2 separate regions of the Homo sapiens genome follow, and region 1 is linked to region 2. The links are chromatin contacts, found by Hi-C or POLR2A ChIA-PET in ENCODE. All regions are on one chromosome and are shown on one strand. The core of a region is the stretch at or near the end of the contact, and the rest is flanking DNA. Distances in the headings are between cores, read along the strand shown. Region 1 holds the start of PCDHGB7 (protocadherin gamma subfamily B, 7). Region 2 holds the start of RNF14 (ring finger protein 14).

The links. Hi-C counts contacts between places; a loop is a spot of excess contacts on that map. ChIA-PET counts read pairs that join two places held with the same protein, here RNA polymerase II (POLR2A). Pooled maps may share reads with other maps.
Region 1: a loop to region 2 is called in a pooled map, with 3 times the contacts of the local background. The contact joins the promoter of PCDHGB7 here to the promoter of RNF14 in region 2. A Hi-C loop is called at or near these places in 4 of 50 pooled maps. POLR2A ChIA-PET finds 5 or more read pairs at or near these places in 2 of 52 experiments (K562 and activated naive CD8-positive, alpha-beta T cell).

Annotation. Positions count from the first base shown.
Region 1 is chr5:141,415,485-141,419,366 of GRCh38, reverse strand. It overlaps PCDHGB7 (protocadherin gamma subfamily B, 7), which reads right to left and starts at 1,690. Exons shown (of 4, transcript NM_018927.4): 1 at 1-1,690. The coding sequence starts at 1,507. The region is part of intron 1 of PCDHGA1 (protocadherin gamma subfamily A, 1); the gene reads right to left. The region is part of intron 1 of PCDHGA2 (protocadherin gamma subfamily A, 2); the gene reads right to left. The region is part of intron 1 of PCDHGA3 (protocadherin gamma subfamily A, 3); the gene reads right to left. It also overlaps PCDHGB1, PCDHGA4, PCDHGB2, PCDHGA5, PCDHGB3 and PCDHGA6, and 8 more genes.
Region 2 is chr5:141,967,802-141,972,675 of GRCh38, reverse strand. It overlaps RNF14 (ring finger protein 14), which reads right to left and starts at 3,571. Exons shown (of 9, transcript NM_004290.5): 1 at 3,509-3,571; 2 at 1,799-1,972. LOC124901095 (a long non-coding RNA gene) reads left to right here and starts at 2,896. Exons shown (of 3, transcript XR_007058977.1): 1 at 2,896-3,068. RefSeq lists an enhancer at 3,389-3,538 and a silencer at 3,649-3,788.

The sequences.
Region 1 (3,882 bases), core at 441-2,940, 550 kb after region 2:
ACGACAGCGTTCGTGACTCCAGGTCGCTGGCAATGAGAGAGTAGGAGACACGGCCGTTGAGCCCGAAGTCTGGGTCAGAGGCACTGACTTGCGCTATGGAGGCACCCGGCTGGTTGTTTTCTGGCACGTGGACCAGGTAGGCTGACTGTCCGAAAACCGGCGCGTTGTCATTGACGTCAGTAATGTGCAGGGTTATGGTTTTGCTGGAGGATAACGGAGGCTTGCCCCTGTCTGTGGCTGCGATGGTGACGTTGTACTCTGGGGTCTGCTCCCGATCCAGGGCCTCATCTGTTACTAGCTTGTAGTAATTATTAGAAGAAGAATGAATCTTAAATGGAACACCTCTACTTAAGCTACACCTGACTTCCCCATTTTCCCCTGAGTCTTGGTCCCGTGTTTTGAAGAGGGCAACAACCACTCCTGGAGGGGAATCCTCCATAATCTGATCAGAGAGTGACGTGATGATTATTTCTGGGCTGTTGTCGTTTTCGTCTACAACTTCTACAATTACTTTACACCGTGTTGAGAGAGATCCTCGGTCTTTTGCTTCTATGTTTATCGTATATCTTTCTACTTCTTCAAAATCCAAAGGCTGCTGAGTTAGAATGTTTCCTGTAGTGTAATCCAGAGAGAACACGTGCTGAGCTTTGTCAGCCACACCAAAGAAGGAATAAGTGATCTCTGAGTTGATGCCCTCGTCCTGGTCAGTGGCCTTCACTCTCAGGATGGAGGTGCCTGGAGGCACGTCTTCCCGAAGGCTAACCCTGTACACGTCCTGGCTGAACACTGGGGGGTTGTCATTGGCATCTATTACCAGGATTCTTATCTGAGCAGTACCGCTTCGGGGAGGGTCCCCACCATCTAAGGCGGTCAGTACCAAGTGGTGAGCGCTCTGCGTTTCTCGGTCCAGAGTCTTCTGCAATACTAATTCTGGATATTTGCCACCATCAGGATTGTCTTTCTCCACCAATGAGAAATACTCGTTAGGACTTAGTTGGTATTTGCTCAGCGAATTCATACTAATATCAGGATCTTCTGCAGACTCAAGAATTGTTCCCATCCCCAGGCTGACGGATTCACTGATTTCTAAGTTTATTTCATCTTTCCGGAATTGAGGGGCGTGGTCATTAACATCCTCAATCACCACAATGACATGAAAAATATTTAAAGGATTTTCCACCACAGCTTCCAATTGCAACTCACATCTTCTTCTCTCTTTGCATATTTGCTCACGGTCTATTCGGTCCTTCACAAGTAAGTCCCCGCTCTGCGCGTCTACGCTGAAGTGCAGCTTCTCCGCGCTCACTCGCAGCTCGCGAGCCGACACATCCAGGACACTAAGCCCTAGATCCTTAGCGAGGTTCCCCACCACCGAGCCCTTGGCCAGCTCCTCCGGAATCGAGTAGCGGATCGGCTCACACAGCGTGGGGTAGAACAAAGGCAGCAGCAAAGGAAATAGTACCTGCCGCGGGCCGGCCCGGCGCCTCTGCGCGCAGCTCCCTCCCATCGTTCGCTCGGGTTCTCGCTGGGTCCCCGCTTTTCCAGTTGGAGAAAGTGCACTCTACCGCGCTAAAAGAGCATTCGGCCCAGGACAGGAGGAGTCCCGGGTCTCGGAGCTGGCAATCTGGTGTGCTGGGCAAGGTCTGCGCAGCCGGGAGCCTCTGTGTGGGAGCTGGTTTTCTTTTCTGTTGTTGGCTGCGCAGGGAATCCCAGGCTAGAGGCTGAGGGATCCCCGGCGTCAGCGCTTGCTCTGCACTGGCCGACGGCGGCGCCCAGAGGCTCTGTGTGGGACTGCAACTTGACTTTTCTCTACCTCTTTCAAGGAATTTTTTTTAAACTACGAGTTGACAGCCAAAATATTTTAATCTTTTTCCTCAGTGATTCCTTTTACATCAGGAAATATATTTCCACTTGGTCATAACTATCATATCTTTTTATTTACTGAATTTACATATATCTTGAATAAATGAATATTTTTTCTTCAAAATTTAAAAAGGCACAAAATAATATAGCATGAAGGTTTATAGGTCTCCTATCCCACGGCCCATTGCTATCCAATTCCTCCATCCAGAGGCAGTCATTCTTGTTCCTTTTAAGAGTAATTATCTATGAAGCTGGAAGTACTGAAGATAAGCAACAAATTTTTTTGTCTTCAATTCTAGCCTATATTCACCCAGAAAGTAATAATTCCTTATTTCATACTTAAGTACTGGAATGCAACCATTGCCCTAGTCATTACCATCATCCAGGGTGTCCTGTATTGCTTTTAAATAATTATAATCAAAATATTTTCTCACAATAGCTACAATGTCAAGAGCAGTTTTTTTTAAAAAAAAAACCTGTATTTTTCAAAATAATAGAATTATTTGAGATGAATGCACAATAATTTTGACTCTCATTAACACAAATATAAAATAATAGTTTCAATGGTTTAATAGTTAATAACTATGACCCTAAAGAGTGTGCTTTCCTTCCACAGACCTATCATTCAACAAATGTTGACTGACCTGAAAAAAATCATGGAATTATAAGGGTCTTGAGAAACTTCGGAATGCTTTTTGACTTTATACTACCACATTTAGTAGAATACTAGTAATAAAATTAAGAGATCTACCTAATACGTCACTATTTTCATTGAACTAAATGAACTCATCAGTACCTCCAATGATCCTTTGTTTATATAATTTCCCTTCGTTGCATATATTCTTTTCTTTTTTACAGCTGTGGTTGGTGTTTATATTCTGATCTGCAGAAATGGCATTTCTTTCTTGACTCTAAGTTTATTTTGCCTCTCAATTTCAGAGTTTTCAGAGTTTCAGGTGTTTGCCTCCTTATACATTAAAGAGCCACTGAAATAGCTTTGTCATATATCTCTTGCTCCTGTTCTCGGGAACATGTACAAATTTATCTGTCTTCCCAACCCATATTTACTTTCAGCCTTAGTCACTAGAAAATTTAACAAAAAAGACAAAAGCAGAATCCCAAATATTCTTAATTTCACCCTCTATAGCCTCCTCAGGATCCCTATTGAGCAATGAAAGTTAAATTAAAATGCTATATCTTCCACATAGCAGTGTGAAATTAGAGAATTGTATGCAAAAAGGATACTGCAGTGTTATCAGTTATAAATAGGGCTGGAAAAATCTAAGCATACATTGTTATAAATAAATTGTTAATTCAATATTAATGAAAAACTTAGTATATTCAACTGCAACTATCACCACAAAGTATAGATTGAAAAATATATAAAATGTAGTTTGAAAAAGGCCTATTGCCCTTCTCCTTGGGAAGAACTGCATTGAGTATTCTTGGATTTGGGTTGTGTTTCCAGAGGTGATTTCTTTCTGATACTTACCTATTCTTACCAGACCTGCCTTCAGAACAAGAGGGTTGCTTAAGGGGCTGGAGTTTCAATATGTGACCACCCAGGAGGAAATATAAATTGACAGGCACTTCTGTATGGAAGTCTGTCTTAGGAATTGTCAATATTGTACTCAACAACACTATAAACTACAAGGTTCTGCAAAGCTAATCATAACAAAGCCTTATGATATATAGGCCTTGATTGAGACTAGGTGAATTTTACCAGAAAGTAAAAAAAAAAAAAAAAAAAAAAAAAAAAAAAACCTTAATAAACATCAAATTCTACTCATCAGTGTTTTAGCATTTACACTTTCCACCATCATGCCGCAAACTTCAAAGTAAAAACCAATCTTTTTTTTTTTAACAAAAGTAAAAATGAAAATAAAACTCACTGGAACCAATGGGGTATCCTCTATAGGAAACTTCGAATCATCTAACAAAGACAAAGGATCGTTTTTCTCACAGCTCTCCTGGCTGATGAGCGTGTCCGCATAATTGGGCTGGGGGAAGATCAGGTGA
Region 2 (4,874 bases), core at 2,322-4,821:
GAGGTTGCAGTGAGCTGAGATTGCACCATTGCACTCCAGCCTGGGCGACAGAGTCAGACTCTGTCTCAAAAAAACAAAAAAGTAAATTTTTTAAATCCACAGGAATCTTTAGGGCAAGTTTTCTTAGCTTCAGCTCTATTGACATTTTGAAGTAAATAATTGTTGTTGGAGAGCTGTGTTGTGCATTATAGAATCTTAACAGCATCCCCTGGCTTTTACCCACTAGATACCCAATAGTGGCCCGCTTCCACCCACAAGAGCTGTGACAACTGAAAATATCTAGCCAGGTGTGGTGGTGCTTGCCTGTGGTCCCAGCTACTTGGGGAGCTGACATGGGAGGATCACTTGAGCCTGGGAGGTCGAGGCTGCAGTGAGCCATGATAGCACCACTGCACTCCAGCCTGAGTGACAAAGTGGGACCCTGTCTCAAAAAAAAAAATATCTCCAAATAGCGCCAGGTCCTGGGGCAGGATGGGGGTTGGAGGCAAAATTGCTCCCAGGTGAGAAAACAGTGCTTGAGAATGTTACAGGCATAGATATTATGGAAGAAAATTAGATAACTGAGCAAGCAGCAAAATAATATTAAATTTTTGAAATAATAGATTTTGTCAAATCCAAGCAGTCACCAATTTAAAGATTCACCATTATGACTCAAGAATATTTAAAAGATAATAATTTTAAGAAAGATTTACCATTATTTTAGGTAATACTAAGAATTTAGCTACAAGGCCCAGGCACAGTGGCTCAAGTCTTTAATCCCAGCACTTTGGGAGACCAAGGCAGGCAGATCACTTGAGGCCAAGAGTTCAAGACTAGCCTGGCCAACACAGCAAAACCCCATCTCTACTAAAAATAAAAAAATTAGCCGGGCATTGTGGTACACGCATGTAATCCCAGCTACTCGGTGGCTGAGGCACGAGACTAGAGAATCACTAGAATCCAGGAGGCAGAGGTTGCAGTGAGCTGAGATTGCACCACTGCATTCCAGCCTGGGTGACAGAGACAGACTCTGTCTCCAAAAAAAAAAAAAAAAAAAAAAGGAAAGAAAGAAAGAAGAAAGAAAGGAAAGAAAGAAAGAAAGAAAGAAAGAAAGAAAGAAAGAAAGAAAGAAAAAGAAATTAGCTACAATTAAAGTATGAACTGGCTGGATATGGTGGCTCATGCCCGTAATCCCAGCACTTTGGGAGGCCAAGGCAGGAGGATCACTTGAGGCCAGCAGTTTGAGATCAGCCTTGGCAACATAGCAAGATCCTGTCTCTATAAAAAATTAGCCAGGTGTGGTGGTGTGTGCCTGTAGTCCCAGCTACTCAGGAGACTGTGGCAGGAGGATCGCTTGAGCCTTGGATGCTGAGGCTGCAGTGAGCCGTGTTTGCACCACTGCACTCCAGCCTGGGGGACAGAGCAAGACCTTGTCTCAAAAAATAAAGTATGAATCAATGTTTTTTAAAATAGCATCAACTGAAAGATACAGCAATTTCAGATAATTTAAATGTGAAAAAAATATGCAATGAGAATTTACAAAAATCATTTTAATAAAACAAAACTACCAGTCAATTAAAATATTGAACTACAATTGCATTTGCAAATATCCTCCCTCACAACTAAAATATTTTTAATTAAAATGTACATAAGTAAAAAGTTAGGATTTTTTACATTTTAAAAGGTCATACTATGAAATTAAAAATGATTTCATTTTCAAAAAACACTTTTTTTCTAGGAGATGTTAGTTCATGGCTCTGCTTAAGCTGCATCCCTATCTAAGACACAATTACATGTTCTACTTGAGGTCAGTTAGTACCTGTTAATAACAATCAGAAGAAAAGGATATTAACACCGCAGTCTGTATTTCAGCTCAGAGTGGAGTTCATGCAAATCCCATTTATTCTCTAACTGGTGGAGCTGAGACTGCTGAAGCTGGGTAAGAGGCCAAGATGTGGAACTCATACTACATATATTATGAAAATCCTGCCATCTGCAGAAAAGAAATACAAAAGATGGTGTTAGGACCCTCTCCAAATTAAAATTCTGAATTTCCATGATCACTGCTTAAGTCAAACATATCCTAACATATAGCCAATCCTAATCTACAAGTGCATGTTACTCTCCTAGGGCAGGCTAACTGAGCCATGTGGTTAAAGGAGTATTTGCATGTCCCCAGCAATGACTGAGGACTTTTTATCTGTCTGCCCTCAGCTATGGGAGGAGCTAAGGAGGAACACCAAGGTCATATGAAAGTACAGGACACCATGCCCCATAACAAACAATCTCTTCAGTTTGTTTTTTGTTTTGTTTTTTTCTCCTTTCCTCTTCTGCTTCTTGTATTCCTTCATTTGCCACTCCCCTCCAGTTTTTCCTCTCTTGTTCATGAATTAAGCCTGCCAGTGGCACTCAAGGTTAATTTTGGTAACAGAAAAATACTTAAACAAAACAAGAGTACACAAACACAAACTTTTAAGTTTTATTCTAAATGCTTTAGAGCTAGGCTTCTTCACTGGGGTGAGGGGAAAAGGGAGTGTGGTCTATAGATGGGCTACGGAGAATCCTATCAACACCCTAAAATTATATGCAAAAATACTATATACAAAACCATAATTAAAAACCAGATTCTCGGATGTGTAACTCCCAAATGAGATAAGAATGAGATTCAGAATCAATTTACATTAATTGAGCACCTACTATGTACTGTATTAGGTCCTTTCACATTGTCTTATTTTACTAGGTGGGAGTATATGGTGCTAATTGAATTAAGCTTTTTGTTTCTTCCTGTTAAAACATTTGCAAATGGGATGAGAGATTCATTCATGCAGTTTATGGTTTTAGGTTAGTGTTCTCCATCTGACTGCACATTAGAATCTTCTGAGGAGCTGTTTTTTAAAATCTCAATACCCAGGCCACACCCTAGAACAATTAATTCAGGCCTCAGTAGTTTTCCAAGTTCTCCAGGTGATTCCAATATGCAGCCAGGGCTAAGAACTTCTACTCCAAGCAGTTTCAACAGTTCCTCATGACCTACCCTACAAGATTTCAGCTTGTGAAGCTGTCACTTGGAATCCAGTACCTCAATTCAGGTTGCTAACCCCCATTTCCTTCTCACTCTATCCATTTGGTCTTCGGGTGTCCTAGTCTGGGTTCAGCTCGCCACTAGGCGTGCGGCGTCGTTTGGGCGACTGCCCCAAAACAGGGGCAGGCCCAACGCTAGCTATCCGCCCCAACGCTGGGATCAGAGGGCGCAATGCGGATGTGTGAGCTGCTGGCCAGCCTGGGGCGTCCCGAAGGAGCAGGGCCCACACCTTCCCCTTCCTCCTCAGCGTCCCGAAGGGAGTCCCGGCCAGCCGAGCTGCGGACGCCCGGTCCCGGATTTGAGGGACTGAGGCCCAGTGTACAGTCCCAGCCCGGTCCCCTTCTCTGCCTCGCGCGCCCAGAGAGCTATCCCCACCGTACCTTCCGGCCGCCCGGCAGTGCCGAACCCCAAAGTTCCGCCCTCCGCCCTTGCCTGGGGCCCACTCACCGCCGCCAGCCGACCAGGCCTAGAGACGCCCTGCTCAACCGGCGCGCCGCCTCTTCCGTTCTCGGGAGCTGTCAGCTGAGCCAGGCGGATCCCGCTGGCGCGACCGCCGGCATAGGGAGGACTCTGCGCAGCCGCCGTGGTCGCCCCTGCCTCTCGGGCGCCTCCCGCAGGCCCAAGGCGGCGCTGCCGGCGCGACCACCGTCACCCCCACTTACTGCGAGCCCTGTGCTCACAGGAGGCTCTTTTCAGTAGTTCTGATGGGGCCCGAGAATTCGAATTTTTACCAATCTCTAGAGGGGATCATGAGGCAGTGGTCTACCTAGGGCAGAGACTCTCACAACAATCCCAGACCTGCTTCTCCAAGTGGACTAAGCAAGCCTACTTCCTCCCGTTTACCTTCTCAGAAATGCTGCCGGTCTTTCTGGCACTCCACTGTGGAAGCACGCATTCATCGCTCATGTTATAACTGTAACACCGACCGCATTTATCGAGTAGTTAGGATGCTTCAAGCAGTGTGATAAATGCTCTACGTAAATTTTCTATCTTCACTGTAATCTTATGATTTAGCTACCATTTGTTATTCTCACTTTACAAATAAGGAAATTGAGACTTAGGTGCAAGAACTTACCAAGGGTCACATGATTATCGTCAGGCTAAGCAGGAATTAAAATTATACACTTCCTTCCTCACACCATATGCAAAAATTAACTAAATATGGATCAACGACCTAAATGTAAGAACTAAAACTATAAAACCCTTAGAAGGCCGGGTGCGGTGGCTCACGCCTGTAATCCTAGCACTTTGGGAAGCCGAGGCGGGTGGATCACGAGGTCAGGAGATCGAGACCAGCCTGACCAACATGGTGAAACCCCGTCTCTACTAAAAATACAAAAAATAAGCCGGGCATGGTGGCGGGCACCTGTAGTCCCAGCTACTAGGGAGGCTGAGGCAGGAGAATCATTTGAACCCAGGAGACAGAGGTTACAGTGAGTCACTGCACTCCAGCCTAGGTAACAGCGAGACTCCGTCTCAAAAAAAAAAAAAAAAAAGTCAAACACAAAAAGCCATATATTGTTTTTAATTTATATGAAATGTCCAGAATAGGCAAATCCATAGAGACAAAAAGTAGTTTAGTGGTTGCCAGAAACTAAGGCAGGAGGGAATGGGAAGTGACTGCTAATAGATACCGCTAATAGATATGGTGTTTCTTGGGTGATGAAAATATTGTGGAATTAGAGAGCAGTGATAGTTGTATAACTTTGTGAGTGTACTAGAAACCACTGGATTGTATACTTTTGAAGAGTTAATTTTATTGCATGTGAATTATGTCTTAATTAAAAAATTTTTTTAGGTACAAAGCACCGTT